2 separate regions of the Homo sapiens genome follow, and region 2 is linked to region 1. A link is a loop called in an ENCODE intact Hi-C map of the cell type or tissue named here. Cell type or tissue: heart right ventricle. All regions are shown on one strand. Links, peaks and the distances in the headings refer to the core of each region. The heading gives the core; the rest is flanking DNA.

Region 1 (8,898 bases), core at 526-8,525:
GACTAATGCATAGGAATCCACCTCGGCTCCCTTGTCAGAGCATTGGGCACCTGCTGTTTTTATTCACCCTATCCAGTGATTGACTCTGATTCGCAGACCTCTCAACCAGATGTAGCCAAGGGATGCAAAAGAAAAGTGAAGAAAAGAGAGATGCTCCCTGACTGCAAGAAGATCTTAGGGATAGTCAGGGAGAGGAAGCTCCCAGGACAGATGAGTGAGTGCTGACTGGAAAAGCTACTGACCAGGTCCCGTTTGTTTGAGCAAGGCAATGATATGACAATTTCAGAGTTCCCCAATGGACACACCCAGACAAGTTTTAATTGTGCCATCAAAGAGCTCATCATGGGGTATTTTATTTTTTAATGTAATGTTTTTCTTTATTTTTGAGATGGTAATCTATGCACTTTGGAAAAAAAAAGGAATGGTATAAAAGGGTATGCAGTGAGAAGCAGGCCTCCCTTCTGCCCAGCTATCCAGTTTCCTCTCCAGAAGTTTCACTGTTAATGGTTTCTCATTTATCGTTCCATGCTACATGGGAATATGTGCAAATATAAGCACATGTGTGTACCCATTCTTCTCCCTTTTCCCAAATGGGAACACACTGTACACATTGTTCTGCAGTTAGTTATATTGTTAACAACTTACTTAGGAAATGGTTTCATATCCCTTTAAAGAGAACTGCTTCATTATTTTTTCAGGGCTTTGCAGTCTTCCCTTAGATGGATGAACTAAAATTTATTTAACCAGTTAGTCCTCTACTGCCTCCGCCTACCCTCCCAGTGCATTTAACCTTGGGATACAGTTGTAAAAATTAGAATTGCGTATCACTTTTGAGGAAGGTATCTGTTGAGTAACTCAGATAGGATGAATCACATCTTCAAACAGTGGATGCAGGGTTCTAGAGAGGAGGAGCCTGAGACTGATGAGTCAGGGGATCCTGTGGCCATGCCCCTGCTGTTACAGTGGAGGTTTTACTTGCTTACTACACTGTTTGTCTACCTCTTCCTGTCCCAGACCAGCAGGCAAGAGCATCACTTGGGAATTTTTTAGAAATGCAAAGTTGTAATTCTCAGGCCCCATGCCAGACAAACTGAAGCAGAAACTCTGGGGGCAGGACCCAGCAATCTGTTTTCAGACACTCTCCAGGGCATTCTGATTCTTGCTCAAGTTTGAGAACCACTGTGAGACCAGTGGCTGTCTACAACTGGCTAAACATTAAGAATCACCCAGGAAGCTTGAACTGTCTGGAGGACCACGCTACACCCCCACATTACCTAAAGCAGAACATGGAGTGGGTGGGTTCCAGGCACCAGTAGCATTTAAAGCTCCGCAGGTGATTCCAATGTGCAGACAAGGTTGAGGCTCATGTCCTGGTGTAAACTTTATTGAGCAGAATCACGCAGGGTCAGAGGTGAATGGGTGGTAGGGGAGGAGTTATTATAACCCAGATTTTTGGGTTCCACCTGTAGAATTTTTGATGCAGTAGATTTGGAGTGGGAGCTGAGAATCTGCATCTCACAAGTTACCAGGTAATGCTGATGCTTTGGCTCACAGTTAAGGACCATTGTCCTAGAATCATTGTTTCTCAGGCTTCGCTGTTTATTAGAATATCTAGAGAATTTAAAATATAAATATCAAGCGTTGGGGTCCACCTTGAGAGATTCTGATGGAATCAGCCTGGGGTGATTCCAACTCGCAGCCAGCAGTGAAATTCACCACCCTTGATTGTGAGTGAGGTCCTTGGGGGACGAGAGATGGGCTTCTGTGTCCTTGGCATCCAGCCCTAGCCTGATTACACTCATGCTGCTTGTTCAGTTAATGTCTACTGAGTGAGTCAAAGGGCTTGGTCCTGGTCTTACCACAGAGGCCCCCAGATGGAACCTGAAGAACACCGTAGGAGGCCTTCCCTGACTCACCTTGGACTGCTCCTTTGTAGCACTTACCACATTTAATTGTAATTGCTTATTTTGCTAGCCTCAGGTCAGTATTTCTTAAAGTATAGTCTGTGGCTTACCTCCATCAGAATCATCTCAGTATGTTAAAATGTAGATTCTAGGGTCCTCCCCCAGACTTATGGAATCAGACTCTTTGGAGGGTGAGGTGAGGGACTATTAATTTTTAACCCATGCCCAGGTGATTCTGATATATGCTAAAGTTAGAGGGAGAATCTCCGGTTTAGACAGTAAACTTGAGGGAGCAGCGATCTGTCTATCTTGTCCACCAGTTTATCACCTGGACCAGAATTGAGCCTGGCATGGAAACGAGATGAGGGTATCAGGTGGGGCTAGGATTAGGCTGGAACCCACAGCAGTGGGGCCTGGAATCTGAGATCAGAAGGGAGCCCAGAGAGCAAGCTGCTTTAAGGGCTCAAGTGCAATCTCCAAGTCCTGAGTTAACCGACCAGGATTCCTGGCAGTGTGAGGGCTCGGCAGGTGCAGTAGGGCTCTGGGAATGGAGAACTCAGGTGCCCAGGCTGATCTGGGTGAATGTCTCATGCTACAGAGATGGAGGACTCCCAGGATGAACAGCACAAGGTGCTGGCAGCTCTGAGGCGTAACCCCACTTTGCTGAAGCACTTCAGACCAATCCTGGAGGACACCCTGGAAGAGAAGCTCGAAAGCATGGGGATAAGGAAGGTGAGTTTCAGGGCCATCGTTTTAAGGGCTGATACCTACGATTTAGACACTAAGTGTTCTCAGACAGACAAATGATCGATTGTTCTTTGCATTGTGAGCTCATTCATCTCACTTGTGGCAGCCCGGGCTCCTCTGGCATCTGCACGCCTTTCTCACTTCACAGCGGCAGTGTGATATCTTTCCTCTGTTTCTCCAGCAGCTTCTCAAGACTGGCCCTATTTGGCTGGCGATACTACCCTGAGTCCTGATTGCTCAGTGTTCTCCACTCATTGGTTACTTCCCTCTGTGTCTCTAAATTTTTTGCTAGAGGGAATTTAATTGGCTCAATCTGGCCTGTGGATAGGTCCCCCCTTGGGTAAGTATCCATCTGCAAGCCCATCATCTGTGGTACATGTGGCTGTGTCCACTCAGCAGGTGGCTGTGTGTGGGCATCACTGAAAGCTGTGTCTGACACCAATTATTTGTTTTTTTTTTTGAGAAGTAATAACTTATATTTTCCTATAGTTTTTTAGCAGTTACATGTATGTATGTATATACATGTATGTATGTATATTTTATTTTCAGATAAAATATCTGAAATTTAATTTTTTATTTCAGTGGGTTTTTGGGGAACAGGTGGTGTTTGGTTACATGAATAAGTTCTTTGGTGGTGATTTCTGAGATTTTGGTGCACACATCACGTGAACAGTATACACTGTACCCAGTGTGTAGCCTTTTATCCCTCTCCACCCCCATGCCCTTTCCCCCAAATCCCCAAAGTCCAATGTACCATTCTTATGCCTTTGTGTCCTCAGAGCTTAGCTCCCACATAGGAGTGAGAACATACGATGTTTGGTTTTCCATTCCTGAGTTCACTTAGAATAATAGTCTCCAATTCCATCCAGGTTGCAGCAAATGCCATCATTTTGTTCCTTTTTAGGGCTGAGTAGTATTCCATGGTATGTATATATATCAGTTTCTTTATCCACTCATTGATTGATGGGCATTTAGGCTGGTTCCACATTTTTGCAATTGCAAATTGTGCTGCTATAAACATGCATGTGTAAGTATCTTTTTCATGTAATGACTTCTTTTCCTCAGTGTAGATACGCAGTAGTGGGATTGCTGGATCAAATGGTAGATCTCCTTTTAGCTCTTTAAGGAATCTCCACACTTTTCCATAGTGGTTGTACTAGTTTACATTCCCACCAACAGTGTAAAAGTGTTCCCTTTTCACCACATCCATGTCAACGTCTATTAATTTTTGATTTTTTGATTATGGCCATTCTTGTAGGGGTGAGGTGGTATCACATTGTGGTTTTGATTTGCATTTTCCTGGTAATTAGTGATGCTGACCATCCCCACTCTGGGAAGCTCCCTCCTCATTTAAGGACAGTCTGGAGTCCTTAGGACCTCCAGTGCTGCTACCCAAGGCTTCTGGGCCCACTCCTCAGCCACTCGTCCTGATCCATTGTCTCCTTGGGTTTGGATTATTCTTGTTTCTCCAGTTCCATGAGGTGTGACCTTAGATTATCTATTTGTGCTCTTTCAGCCTTTTTTTTTGAGACGAATCTCGCTCTGTCACCATGCTGGAGTGCAGTGGTGCGATCTCGGCTCACTGCAACCTCCGACTCCCTGGTTCAAGGGATTTTCCTGCCTTAGCTTCCTGAGTAGCTGGGATTACAGGCACGTGCCACCCCACCCAGTAGAGACGGGGTTTCACCATGTTTGCCAGGATGGTCTCGAATTCCTGATCCACCCACCTCGGCCTCCCAAGGTGCTGAGATTACAGGCGTGAGCCACCGCGCCAGGCCGCAGACTTTTTGATGTAAGCATTTAATGCCATGAACTTTCCTCTTAGCACTGCTCTTGCTGTATCCCAGAGGTTTTGATAGGTTGTGTCACTATTATCGTTCAGTCAAAGAACTTTTAAGTTTCCATCTTGATTTCGTTGTTGACCCAACGATTATTCAGGAACAGGTTATTTAATTTCCATGTATTTGCATGGTTTTGAGGGTTTCTTTTGGAGTTGATTTCCAATTTTATTCCACTGTGATCTGAGAGAGTGCTTGATATAATTTCGATTTTCTTAAGTTTACTGAGACTTGTTTTGTGGCCTATCATCTGGTCTATCTTGGAGAATGTTCCATGTGCTGATGAATAGAATATATATTCTGCAGTTGTTGGGTAGAATGTTCTGTAAATATCTGTTAAGTCTATTTGTTCTAGGTTATAGTTTAAGTCTATTGTTTCTTTGTTGACTTTCTGTCTTGATGACCTGTCTAGTACTGTCAGTGCAGTCTTGAAATCCCCCACTATTATTGTGTTGCTGTCTATCTCATTTCTTCGGTCTAGTAGCAATTGTATTATAAATTTGGAAACTCCAGTGTTAGGTGCATATATATTTAGAATTATGATATTTTCCTGTTAGACTAGTCCTTTTATCATTATGTAATGTCCCTGTTTGTCTTTTTTAACTGCTGTTGCTTTAAAGTTTGTTTTGTCTGCTATAAGAATAGCTACTCCTGCTCGCTTTTGGTATCCATTTGCATGGAATGTTTTTTTTCCGCCCCTTTACCTTAAGTTTGTGTGAGTCCTAATGTGAGTTTAGGTGAGTCTTCTGAAGACAGCAGAAACTTGGTTGGTGAATTCATATCCATTCTGCCATTCTGTATCTTTTAAGTGGAATATTTAGGCCATTTACATTCAATGTTAGTATTGAGAGGTGAGGTACTATTCTATTCATTGTGCTATTTGTTGCCTGAATACCTTGCCTTTTTTTTTTTTCGTGTATTATTGTTGTATAGGTCCTATGAGATTTATGCTTTAAGGAGGTTCTGTTTTGTTGTATTTCATGGATTTGTTTCTGTATACATGTGTAACAAACCTGCATGTTGTGCACATGTACCCTAAAACTTAAAGTATAATAAAAAAATAAATTAAAAAAGAAGATTTAGAGATCCTTTTAGCAGTTCTTGTAGTGCTGGCTTGGTAGTGGCGGATTCTCTCAGCATTTGTTTGTCTGGAAAAGACTGTATCTTTCTTTCATTTATGAAGCTTAGTTTCACTGGATACAAAATTCTTGGCTGATAATTGTTTTGTTTAAGGAAGCTAAAGAATAGGACCCCAATCCCTTCTAGCTTGTAGGGTTTCTGCTGAGAAATCTGCTGTTAATCTGAGAGGTGTTCCTTTATAGGTTACCTGGTGCTTTTGCCTCACAGCTCTTATGATTCTTTCCTTCATCTTGACTTTAGATAACCGGTTGACTATGTGCTTAGGTGATGATCTTTTTGCAATGAATTTCTCAGGTGTTCTTTGAGCTTCTTGTATTTGGATGCCTAGGTCTCTAGTAAGGCTGGGGAAGTTTTCCTCAATTATTCCCTCGAAGATGTTTTCAAGCTTTTAGATTTCTCTTCTTCCTTGGGAATAACAATTATTCTTAGGTTTGGATGTTTAACATGGTCCCAAGCTTCTTGGAGACTTTGTTCATTTTTTTAAAATTCTTTTTTGTCTTCTATGGATTGTGTTAATTCGAAAGCCTTGTCTTTGAGCTCTGAAGTTCTTTCTTCTGCTTGTTTGATTCTATTGCTGAGACTTTTCAGTGTATTTTGCATTTCTCTAAGTGTGTTTTTGATTTCCAGAAGTTGTGATAACTTTTTATTTATGCTATTTCACTAAAAAATTTTCCTTTCATCTCTTGTATAACATTTTTTGTTTCTTTAAGGTGGGCTTCACCTTTCTTTGGTCCCTCCTTGATTAGCTTAATAATTGACCTTCTGAATTCTTTTTCTGGCAATTCAGAGATTCGTCTTGGTTTGGATCCATTGCTGGTGAGCTGGTATGATTTTTGTGGGTGTTAAAGAACCTTGTCTTGTCATATTACCAGAATTGTTTTTCTGGCTCCTTCTCATTTGGGTAGACTATGTTAGAGGGAAGATCTGGGATTCAAGAGCTGCTGTTCAGATGCTTCTGTCCCATGGGGTGCTCCCTTGATGTAGTGCTCTCCCCCTTCCCCTAGGAATGGGGCTTCCTGAGAGCTGAACTGTAGTGATTGTTTTTGATCTTCTGGGTCTAGCCACCCAGTAGAGTTACAGGCTGGTACTGGGGAGTGTCTGCAAAGAGTCCTGTGATGTGATCCATCTTCAGGTCTTGCAGCCGTGGATACTATTCCAGCACCTGCTCCAGTGGAGGTAGTAGGGGAGTGAAGTGGACTCTTGAGGGTCCTTGTTTTTTCTTTTTGTTTGTTTAGTGCATTGGTTTTGTGTTTGTTGGCCTCCAGCTAGGAGGTGGTGCTTTCAAACTGTGGTCCTATAGGGAGGATGCATACTTCCCTACTTGCCCTAGGGACACCTGGTTAAGTATTCAGGTTTCTCAGGCGGTGGGCAGGGCCATACAGCTCCTAAGGGATTATGACCTTTGTCTTCAGCTACCAGGGCGGGTGCAGGAAGACCACCAGGTGGGGCCAGGGATAGACGTGTCTGAGCTCAGCCTCTCCTTGGGTGTGGCTTGCTGCAGCTACTGTTGGGGATGAGGGTGTGTTCCCAGTCCAATGGAGTTATATTCCCAGGGGGATTATGGCTGCCTCTGCTGAGTCATACAGGTCGCCAGGGAAGTGGGGGAAATCTGGCAGTCACAGGCCTCAGCCCATCTCCACGCAGCCTGCGGTCCTAAAGTCCGGTCTCACTCGCACTGTGCCCCACCAACAGGAGCAAGTCTATTTCCAAGCAGCCAGTGACCAGGGCTGGGAACTTGCCCCAGACCACAAACCTCCCCATTGAGAAAGCAAGCAGACTCAGGTTTTCGGCATCTCAGGGAGTCTGCAGCAGTGATCCAGTTCCTTTACAGGGTCTATGGATTCTCTCTCCAACTAGTATTTGAATGCCATTGTGCTTAACCAGAACACGTATGTTATTATTAGAAGCACCAATGAAATCTATTATTAAATAAAAACACACCTATTATTAAATTAGCCAAGCATTACACTATTGGAATGCTGTTTGTGTAGAGTAAGTTAGAAAAAAAAAATAGACAACTAGGGTTATTTTAGGAAGAATGGTCACTACTTTGATTGTTTTCAACTACTGACTACTCTAACTTTGGCCCTATATTCAGATTTGATTAAGACATTCCTTTCTAACCTTGCATGAATCCTCATCTTGGATTCAGATGCCTCCCTGGACCCTCCCATGGGCTCTGGGTGGATGTCAAAAGCTCGAGCAACTTCCAATAGGTCTTGAAAGGGTACTTGGATTGTGTTTACAGCAGTTTAGTTTTTTAAACATTGTTAGCCATGGACAGTGTGTTTGGCATAATAATAGTAATTGGGAGTACAAAAATGAGCAAGCTGTGGTCTCTTATCCTAGGATTCAGTCAGATGGTAGAAAAGCATGTTCCAACGAAGTCCCTTATGCTATGATGTGGTCAGAATTGTGACGCAGTCCTTTGCATTATCCTGCTGTGCACATTTTGATGGGGCTCCCAAACCCTGAACCATTGCACTTTCAGCAACTTTGAAGCCGCTGCTTACCCTTCTCTGATCCTCATTTCATGCCCCCCAGTCCTGCAAGAAAAGCACCAGGCACTGATCACAGACTCCCAGGCCAGCAGCAGCAGGTGTGAGAGGCTTAGGGGAAGGAGAAGAAGGGTAGCCTCTCTCTGTAAAGGTGAACTCCTGTCTCCTCTAGGATGCAAAGGGAATCTCGATTCAGACTCTCAGACACCTGGAATCCCTGCTGAGAGTCCAGCGGGAGCAGAAGGCCCGGAAGTTTTCTGAATTTCTGAGTCTGAGGGGAAAGCTTGTCAAGGAAGTCACCAGCAGAGCGAAGGAGAGACAGGAGAATGGCGCTGTGGTGTCCCAGCCAGACGGGCAGCCTTCAGGTACACTGGGGAGAGGGCTTGCTCAGGGCTGTGACCTGTAAGGGTCCCATTCTTGCCAAAACTTGTTTGCACATGAGGAGGGTATAGTCTCTGTCCCCCATTAGGGGCACTTCTCTGAAGGGCTGAGCTGGTAGGGTCCTTACAGGGGACTGAGTCCAGAAGTTCTCTGTTGAGGAAATAGGATCTGGGGTGGAGTGGGGGCATTTGTCCAGGGTCACTCGGGGAAGTTGGAGGAGAGCCGGAGCTGGAGCCTGTTGTCAGCCTGAACTGTCCCTGTGCAGACATGCTGCCTCCCTTAGCACCTTCATTCTGTTTGGCTTGTTGCGACCACAGTTGAGTGTCTCTTCAACAGAGAGCAGCCTATTCAGTTTCTGGCTCTACACACCAGGCATGCCAGCCTGGGGAG
Region 2 (8,898 bases), core at 604-8,603, 360 kb before region 1:
GAGCTTACCACTGGGACACTTGGGCATTCATTTCATATTAGGAAAAGGTAGTTAGGAAGCCCGGGAAACAGAGGAACATAAAGGGACAGCCCCCACTGGGCATTCGCTTGTGTCTGGCTCTGTGCAAGCAGCTTTTCAAACAGTCGACTCACCACGACCATGTGTGGCAACAAAGCTTTTGTGGCTTGCCGAGGCCTACAATTAAATGAGTAATATCAAGGGCTCCGTGCTTGTCACTGTGCTATACACAGTCCCTACCCGACAAGGACAGCTGAGGCGGCTCTTAATTCCTTCAAAAGTACACATAAACACTGTGTGAGAGGAGCATCCGCATGTAAACATGCAGCCTCTTGAACCCTCTGTTCAAGGGTGAGCTGCGGGGGCCACCCTGCCTTCTTCCCCATGTCGTCAGGCCACATTCACAAGACAAAGGGGACCCACAGGTTCTTCCTTCAAGGCTTCTAGTAAGGAGAATTCTTCCTTCCAGCTATATCTCCCATGGCTGGGGACCTGGAGGAGAAGCAGGATTGTCTGAAGTTTGACTAGAAATCAGACATCAGGGCCAAAATGACTCTGAAAGACCATCCAATACAACCTCCTTTTACAGGTGGGGAAACAGGTTCAGTCAGGGAAAGCAAATTTCTATGATCACCTGGAGGTAGCATCTTGGAGCAAAATGTTGAGAAGGAGTCTAAGACCAGGCAGGAAAGTCGTGCATGACTGAGGACTGGCTGACGATGGCTGCCTTGGATGGCAGTGGGGAAGGATGGCATCCCCGCCTCAGCTCAGCCAGGCCTTGGCCTCCACTCCTTCACAGGGAGTTGGTGCAAATTAGAAAAAGGTGCCCCATCTAAGCAGCATACAGCTTGACAAGCAGCAGGTGGCCGGATATCCATCCCTCCCCACTGGGGGCTAGAGTACAGGGCCAACTCACACGACATGCAATGCAGGTCTGAGTGTGGTGCCCTTGAGCTGCTCAACTTTTCTTCAGTCCCCCAACTACTGATTTGCCATCTGTTAACTTACAGAAATATTTCTTGATACCAAAGGAGGTCATAAGCCATCATCCTCTCTTTCACGCAGAGAAATCAGTTCTCCAGAGGGAAGGCATGCTAAAAGGTCAGCATGTGATGATGAAGAGATCCATTCATCCATGCCCAAAATCTTGTGCAAGGGGCCGTGCTGCCCCCACCACGCCCAGAGCCCTGTCTCTCTTTGCCTTCACAGTTTGTGTTCCTAAAGAGGCAGAGAGAAGAATATTCAACCAGGTAGACTCCAGGTTTTCCATATCATCACTGGGCGTGGAAACCTTCACGAGGCGGGTGAAAAGCCCACACCTGCATCTGTTTGTATGCACTTCACAGGTGTTCATACAGGCAACCAACCTCCCCAGACCTGTTTCTCATCCTGGAATCCCAATCGCAATAATGGTCAACAGCTCCCTAAACCAGAAAGCACCCTGAAGACCCCTGGATCCCCCTGCACCCCTACTCTAGAGGCCACCACGCATCTAAAGTCCCACTCCCACGCATCTCCCACTCTCCTCCCTCATTACTACCATCTTGGCTGAAATCACCTTCCCAACTGGCCTGTCTCCTCCAGCCTTCCTCGTCCCACCATGCTGCTTTCTGAAGGGCCTTTCAGAAGCATCCAAGGCTCCTTCCAGCCTTCAGAACAAGGCCAGCCTCCATCAAGTCTGCCTCAACTTGACCCTGTCACACATCAACCCCTACCACACACTTCAGCCAGGCCCAGCACACAGCGCCCCCTCATGCAGTGGCTATGTCACACCTCCATGCTGTGCTCACCACCTCCCTCGGCCAGAATGCCCTGTGCCGCACCAGTGGCCCAGTCCAACAGGTTATCCAGGCCCTGGTCCTCCAACCTGGCCAGACAAGCCAGCCAGGCGAGTCTGCAGAATGCAGGCTGAAGCCAGCCTTTCCCAGGTCCTTGTCAAGGAGAAAGGGGGCTGTGATTCGGGGACAATATGATATGGAAACCTGGTAGGGTGTCCTTCATACCAGGCCTTCTACCTGACTAGACCCTGTTCCGACTCCTGGCTCCAATTCTCCTCAATGGCAATGACCTGTTATGCATCTGTCCCCCACCCGAGACTGCCTTCTTGGTAGGACAGAGAGCATCACCTTCCTCTGAGTGTCCCTCTACCCAGCTGGGTCAAGCCTGGGATATGGGTTGTGGGGTGAAAACCTAGGAGGTGCCTTCTTGAGTTCAGGCTGAGCTCCCTGTTGGCTAGGTCCATATTGCTCCTGGGGTCTGTATCCCCAACAGAGGCCAGAACTGTCTCTGTGGTGTATGTGGGGGAGAGGCAGGGAGGGTGTCCACGCCCCTACACGATCTGATTTTTGACCCAATATCGGATATACTGCCTTTACATATAGCTCAGTGTCTAGAGGCTTCCCTGATACAGAAGGGGAGAAAAGAAGGGATGTTACTTGGTGAAGACTCGCAGGCCCACCCTCATGGGCTAAGGCCATCAAGGGGGACAAAACAGAGATCTGACAGATGGCCTGGACTCCCTCAACTGTGTGCAAGGGGTGTGGACAGGTCAAGCCTGCTGGGTCCACACCTTTCAGAATCACAAGCCCCACAGAACCATCAGGATGACCAAAGTCTGTGGGAGTCAGGCCCCATGCGCTACCCCTATGGCTACTACCGTAGAAAAGTGTGCACCCTTATCAGGAAGAGTCTTTGGCCCCTCATCCCCCAAATATGTAAGCTATTTGCAAAGCTTTACCATCAAATCGTACATTAAATATTAAGTGTTATGAAGTGTATGCCCACTTTGAAGTGCTAATTCTCAGTTCTTCAGAATGTGATTCTATTTGCAGGTAGGGTTTTTAAAGTGGTAATTAAGTTAAAATGAGTTCATTAGGGTGAGCCTTAATCCAATATGACTGATGTCCTTCTAAGAAGAGATTAGGACACAGAAGGAAGACGGTGTGAAGACGGTAGGAAGACAGCCAGCTGCAAGCCAGCAGAGGCCGCAGGAGAAACCAACCCTGCCAACACCTTGATCTTGGACTTCGGGGCTCTAGAAAGGAAAGGAAAAAAGTGTCTGCTGCTTAAGCCACGCAGCCTGTTGTACTCAGTTATGGCTGACTGATACAGTAAGACTTCATTTCTCTTATAAGATAAACTAAATGGGCCTTATATTTTTTTCTCACACCTCACTTTACAGACTACTGTCAGGAGGAACCTATGGCCCTGCTGGACTTTATAGGCCACAGGCTAGAGACAGTGAGGGGTCTGGCGACCTCCCCCGTGGGCCTGAGAGTAACTGGAAGAAATCTGAAAACGAAGAGCCCCAGCACCGGAGAGACAGTAAGGGTTTGCCGCAGACCAACCATTGGACGGAACACCCCTCTTGCCGGTGTTTCCCAAGCTCACCTAATCATAAGAATCACCCAGGATACCTCTGTGCCACCCTGGGAGTTATGCAATGGGGCCCAGAACTTGGGTTTTGTTAGGTAAGCCAGGACCAGAAGCGTTTGAGGAATCGTAGTGCCGCCCATGCCGCCCCAGGAGATGGGTTTGTCGGGGCAGTGTGCGTGTGCCGGCATCCCTATCCGGCGGAGGGAGGGAGGGAAGGAGGCCCGGGGCCCGGCGCCGTCGGTCTCCCAGCCGTACCCGCCACTCCACCTCCAGCCCCGCGGAGCCCTCCCCCTACCGCAGTCCAGGCCTCGGCCGAAAGCAACTGGGCCCGCCGTTTCTGTCACTGCGGTATTTGCCCATCTACGTTTTGCGTCCGGCGTTCGTTCTCTGAATCAACAGGCGGGTGGAAGAAATGCCTTCTGATTCCAACCCGAGTAAGTCTGCGAAGTCCCAGACGCCCTTGTTTTTCTCCCGGGTGTGGTCTGCCCGTGACTCTTCTCTCGAGCTCTGGGGCCTTAAATGAAACCCAAGTTCCCCACTCCCACCGCAGTCGGACCAGAGGTGGACGTGAGGGTGCTGCGCGCCGCGGGAGGGGCGGTCACCGTCCCCAGGGTCTGCGCCCCGGGAGCGGTGGGGAACGGGGTGTGCAGGTCGCCGGGCTCCCGCCCTGCCTCGGGTTTGCGCGCACCAGCTCCCCGCTGACCGCAAGTTCCTCCGAACCTCGAAAGGCATCTCCCCACCTCCCACTCCCACCCGGCTTGGCTCACCCAGGCTGGCAGGTGCTGGCCCCGCAGCTCGCGGCTGATGAACTCGCGTTCATTGTCAAGGAATTCGAAGGCGGCGGCCAGGCGCCCAAGCTTCCCGCGGCGGTTCCTGCGCCACCACATCCACAGCAGGGCGCCGAGCAGCAACCAGGTTATGCTGAGCCCCAGGTAGCCAGCTAGGTAGACAGGCCCCAGGTAGAACAGCACGCGCACCACGAAGGTACAGAGCTCGGGCAGCAGCTGGCTGGACAGGCGCAGCTCGGGGCCCGGCGTGCGCTGGGCTCCCAGGGCGCTGGGGGCCCCGGGGGCGCAGGGCTCCTCTGCTCGCATCTCGTCGCCGCAGTCTTGCCCTTCCCGAGAGCTTCACCCGAGCTTAGGTCCGCATGCCCCCACGCCCATGCGCATCTGTCTCCCAAGCTCGAGGACCAGGACGCCGCGCCCCCTTGCCCTGCTGGGACTCTCGGCGCGCCGAGCTCAGGGTTCTCTGCGACGGAGAGCAGCGCCTGGAAATGCACCGCGCCGCGCCGCGCCGCCCCAGTTCTCGGCTCCAGTGAGTCCGCAGCTCCGGAAGTCTCCGCCCTAGAGGGGCGGGCCGCCCGCCTGGCTCCTGCCCGCTCTAAAGAGCAACCAGCCGGTGAGCTCGGCCTCCGACCCCAGCACGTGGCGCAGGCGTCAGCCGGAGGTGTGCACTCGCCAGTCCGGGTGGACCAAGTGCTGCCCTAGGTGGTTAATGACTCACCAACACCTGTGTACAACTGGCTTATCATGGATAAACATCACCTAAAACCTGTTTCCTACACGCGGTCTATAATACACAGTATAGTCTGGACTCAGCTGGCATTCGAGGCCCTCCCTGGACAGGCTCAGCCAGGCCTCCCCAGCCTCAGGTCCTGCGTCCCGGCCCTCCAACTGGCCCCTAGAGCCTGCAACGCTGCCAGCTCCTCTGGCATCTGTAAAGCTTGGACCTAGCCCCCAGCCTCACCAAGCCGAGCTCAGGGCCCCTCCTGCGCGCCACAAAACCCTCTGCCCCTCTCTCCCCATCCTCTCTTCTAGGTGTCTGTTTGGATCGTCATTCCCTGCATCATCAGACGGGGAACTTCCGGGGACCGGCCCGTCTTGGCCATCTGTGGGGCGCCCAACAAGGGCAAGCGACCGGCGAATAAAAGGAAAGATGAAGAGGAAGCCCCGAGGTGCCTGAGAGTCAATGGTGAAGCCCATGGTTTCTAACCCTTTAATGATCAGAGCAGGTGGAGCTCCGAATCTCTTAAGTTCGGATAGTAAATCGTCTTGCGGATAGCATATATTTCAGACGGCCACATGAAAGGGCTCACATCAATTACTGGAATGTGATTTTGGAGTTGACAAATGTACCAGAGTGATTTGGAATGACTCTACTGTTTCAACAGCTTTATCGAAAGGCTGGAGCCGATGGATAGCAATCAAAATATTCTCTTTCCTTTTCTCTCTCTCCCTCCCTCCCCCCTCCCCACCCCGCCCCGGTCTCCCGTTCTCGTTCTGACTCTTGCTCTGTCACTCTCTTTTTCTCTCTCTGGCTTTATCCTCTCTCTTGGATAAAATTACTTACTGCAATGAGTTTTTTCAACAATACGTGAGTTCCTGGTGGTCAGAATACCTGGACCCTTCTCTATTGTTCTTGGCTTTCCAGGACTCAGCCAAAACAGAGGCTTAAAGTCCCCCAACTTAACATTCTCCCAGTGTAGCCTGGGAAATCAACGGAAGAAATGCTGCTCGCTGGAGTTCCTTCTTGAGAGTTGCATGTACACAGTCCTAGTAAAGGCTCTGAGAAGTCCTTCAGACAAAAAGTTATTAAATTCTATTTAACCCAGTGTTTCCCAGATTATTTGACCACAGAATTCTTTCCTCAAAATATTTCTCTATTGGTTAACCCAGGTCTGCTGAAGCAAAAGAGAGTGTAGGCTAGGGATACTGGGAATTCTCCTGGAAGCTGAGGCAGAATGTGTCTGGCTCTCAGGATGGATGGACCAGGAAACTAACTGCCAGAACTGCGCTCCTCATCCTTGTGGCCCTCCCTGCTGACCTGCCTGTCTGGTTGAAGTGCAGAACACAGCACTTTCCCCCCAACATCCAGAGATGGAGGACACAGGTCTCACCAATCCAGAGAGACTGCCTTGACCCTTATCCTGTCCCAATTCCAAACCCCTTGGAGACAGGATCCTGCTGAATCTGTCATCCCCTTCATCCTTCACACACAGCAAGTCCACACCTCAACCTGGGCTAGTTTGGGAGGGGGTGTGGAAGGTAGTGAGTTTGTGGGGGGATTACTAGAGAAAGGAAGGTTGTTGGTTTGTGAACTGGATGGACACCCACTGAGACAGATGCCCAGCCTGAGACGACCTGTGGGACATTGCCATCCCCAGCTGCATCGCCTTTCTTTCCTTGAACACATCAAGCTCATTTATGCTGCAAGGCTTTTGTACTTGCTGTTCTCTCTACCTGGAATGTTCCTCTTCTAAAACTTCTCCAAAGTACGTTAGGGTGATGGGATTATGATTTCACCCCCCTCCTTTTTAAAGTTATTTTATTTTTTATTTTATTTTATTTATTTTTTGAGATGGAGTCTCACTCTGTTGCCCCATCTGGAGTGCAGTAAGGCAATCTCAGCTCACCGCAACCTCGGCCTCCCAGATTCAAGCGATTCTCCTGCCTTAGCCTCCTGAGTAGCTAGGATTATAGACACTTGCCACCATGTCCAGATAATTTTTGTATTTTTGGTAAAGATGGAGTTTTGCCATGTTGGCCAGGCTGGTCTCGAACCCCTGACCTCAATCCACCCACCTCAGCCGCCCAAAGTGCTGAGATTACAGGCGTGAGCCACTGTGCCTGCCCCCCCCCACTTTTAAAACCTTATTTGTCATTAAATTACTCTCACAAATTAAATATATGAGAACATTGAGAATATGGCATTGAAAACTCTATACCCTACCTGGGATGGAATCTGTGCCTAGAACACTGGAGACTTTATTTCCCTTGACCTGGACATCTAGTTACTACTACCAGCAAAAAAATATTTTATAGATGGTTTGATCACAGCAAAACCTGGGGAGAATAATGCCTTCCACAGCCTTTGCCTGAACACATTTGAGAGTGTATCCTATTACATACCAACTATTGAAAGAACAGTAGCTCAAATAAATATTCGTTGGTCACTAGTGTGGACTGAATTGTGTCTATGTTGAAGTCCTAACCCTTGGTACCTATGAATGTAATCTTATTTCAAATAGAGTCTCTGCAGATGTAACCAAGTTAAGGTGAGATCATACTCAATTAGGGTGGGCCCTAAGTCCAATGACTGGTGTCCTTATAAGAAAAGAGAGATTCAGAGATAGCGACACAGAGGAGACACAGGAAGGGAAGGCCATGTGAAGACACACGTAGAAACCAGAGTGGTACAACTACAGGGGAGGAATGTCAAGGATTCCTGGCACCCACCAGGAGCTGGAAAGAAGCAAGGAAGGATTTTTCCCTAGCGCCTTGGGAGAGAGCTCAGCCCTGCTGGCCTCCAGAACTGTGGGAGAATACATTCCTGTTGTTTTAAGCCATCCAGTTTGCGGCACTTCGTTACTGCAGCCCTAGGAAATGAATACAGCCTTCTACTGAGTGCCAGGCACTGTTCCAGGCATAAGAGATTCAGGGTGAACAGAACCGACAGGCTCACTGCTCTCATGCAGCTGACATTCTAGTGTAGAAAGACAGACACCAAAATTTAAACAAAGTACAAGAAAACAGCAGGTAAGGAAAAGTGCTCTGCAGATAGTGCAGTGAGTAGGCTGAGAGAGAGTGACTGGCATGGTGGGCAGGGCTGTTTTAGCCAGATTGATTTGGAAAGTTAGGTTGAGACCTAAATTAAAAAGAAGACTGAAAATGTACATACAATTTTATTATTATTATTTGAGATGGAGTCTCACTCTGTCCCCCAGAGCTGGAGTGCAGTGGCGTGATCTCGGCTCACTGCAAGCTCCGCCTCCCGGGTTCACGCCATTCTCCTGCCTCAGCCTCCCAAGTAGCTGGGACTACAGGTGCCTGCCACCATGCCCAGCGCATTTTTTGCATTTTTATTGGAGACGGGGTTTCACTGTGTTAGCCAGGATGGTCTCGAGCTCCTGACCTCGTGATCCGCCCGCCTTGGCCTCCCAAAGTGCTGGGATTACAGGCGTGAGCCACCGCGCCCGGCCTTTTTTTTGTTTTTTTTTTTTTGAGATGGAGTTTCCCTCTTGTTGCCCAGGCTGGAGTGCAGTGGGACAATCTTGGCTCACTGCAACCTCTGCCTCCTGGGTTCAAGCAATTCTCCTCCCTCAGCCTCCCGAGTAGCTGGGATTACAGGTGTGTGCCACCAGCCCTGGTTAATTTTTTTTTTATTTTCAGTAGAGACAGGGTTTCACCATTTTGGCCAGGCTAGTCTCGAACTCCTGACCTCAGGTGATTCACCCTCCTCAGCCACCCAAAGTGCTGGGATTACAGGTGTGAGCCACAGCACCCAGCCTAATTTTATTATTTTTAAAAACTTGGTATCTCACAAAATCATCTCTCCTTTGGAACAGAAAGATAAATGTCCTCTGCTACGTAGGTATCATTAGTTTTTTGCTTTTGTTTTTGTTTTTGGATGGGGTCTTATTCTGTCACCCAGGCTGGAGTTCAGTGGCGCTATCTTGGCTCACTGCAACCTCCACCTCCCAGGTTCAAGCGATTCTCCTGCCTCAGC

The links. Peaks named below come from ENCODE experiments on the same cell type or tissue, not always from the same donor. Only the 100,000 strongest peaks of a DNase experiment are listed, where the experiment ranks them.
Region 2: it touches region 1 in a loop (4-fold over the local background); 15 of 110 quality-filtered maps call a loop at or near these places.

Annotation. Positions count from the first base shown.
Region 1 is chr3:138,071,237-138,080,134 of GRCh38, reverse strand. It overlaps DZIP1L (DAZ interacting zinc finger protein 1 like), which reads left to right. Exons shown (of 16, transcript NM_173543.3): 11 at 2,503-2,636; 12 at 8,300-8,492. Among named protein-coding and RNA genes, the nearest start is that of DZIP1L, 40 kb to the left of the region's middle. In heart right ventricle, for the core only: no CTCF peak of the experiment used is centred there; no DNase peak of the experiment used is centred there.
Region 2 is chr3:138,430,388-138,439,285 of GRCh38, reverse strand. It overlaps ESYT3 (extended synaptotagmin 3), which reads right to left and starts at 4,670. Exons shown (of 23, transcript NM_031913.5): 1 at 4,161-4,670. The coding sequence starts at 4,487. In heart right ventricle, for the core only: no CTCF peak of the experiment used is centred there; a DNase peak (open chromatin) is centred at 4,735; H3K4me3 peaks cover 2,629 bases; H3K27me3 peaks cover 2,538 bases.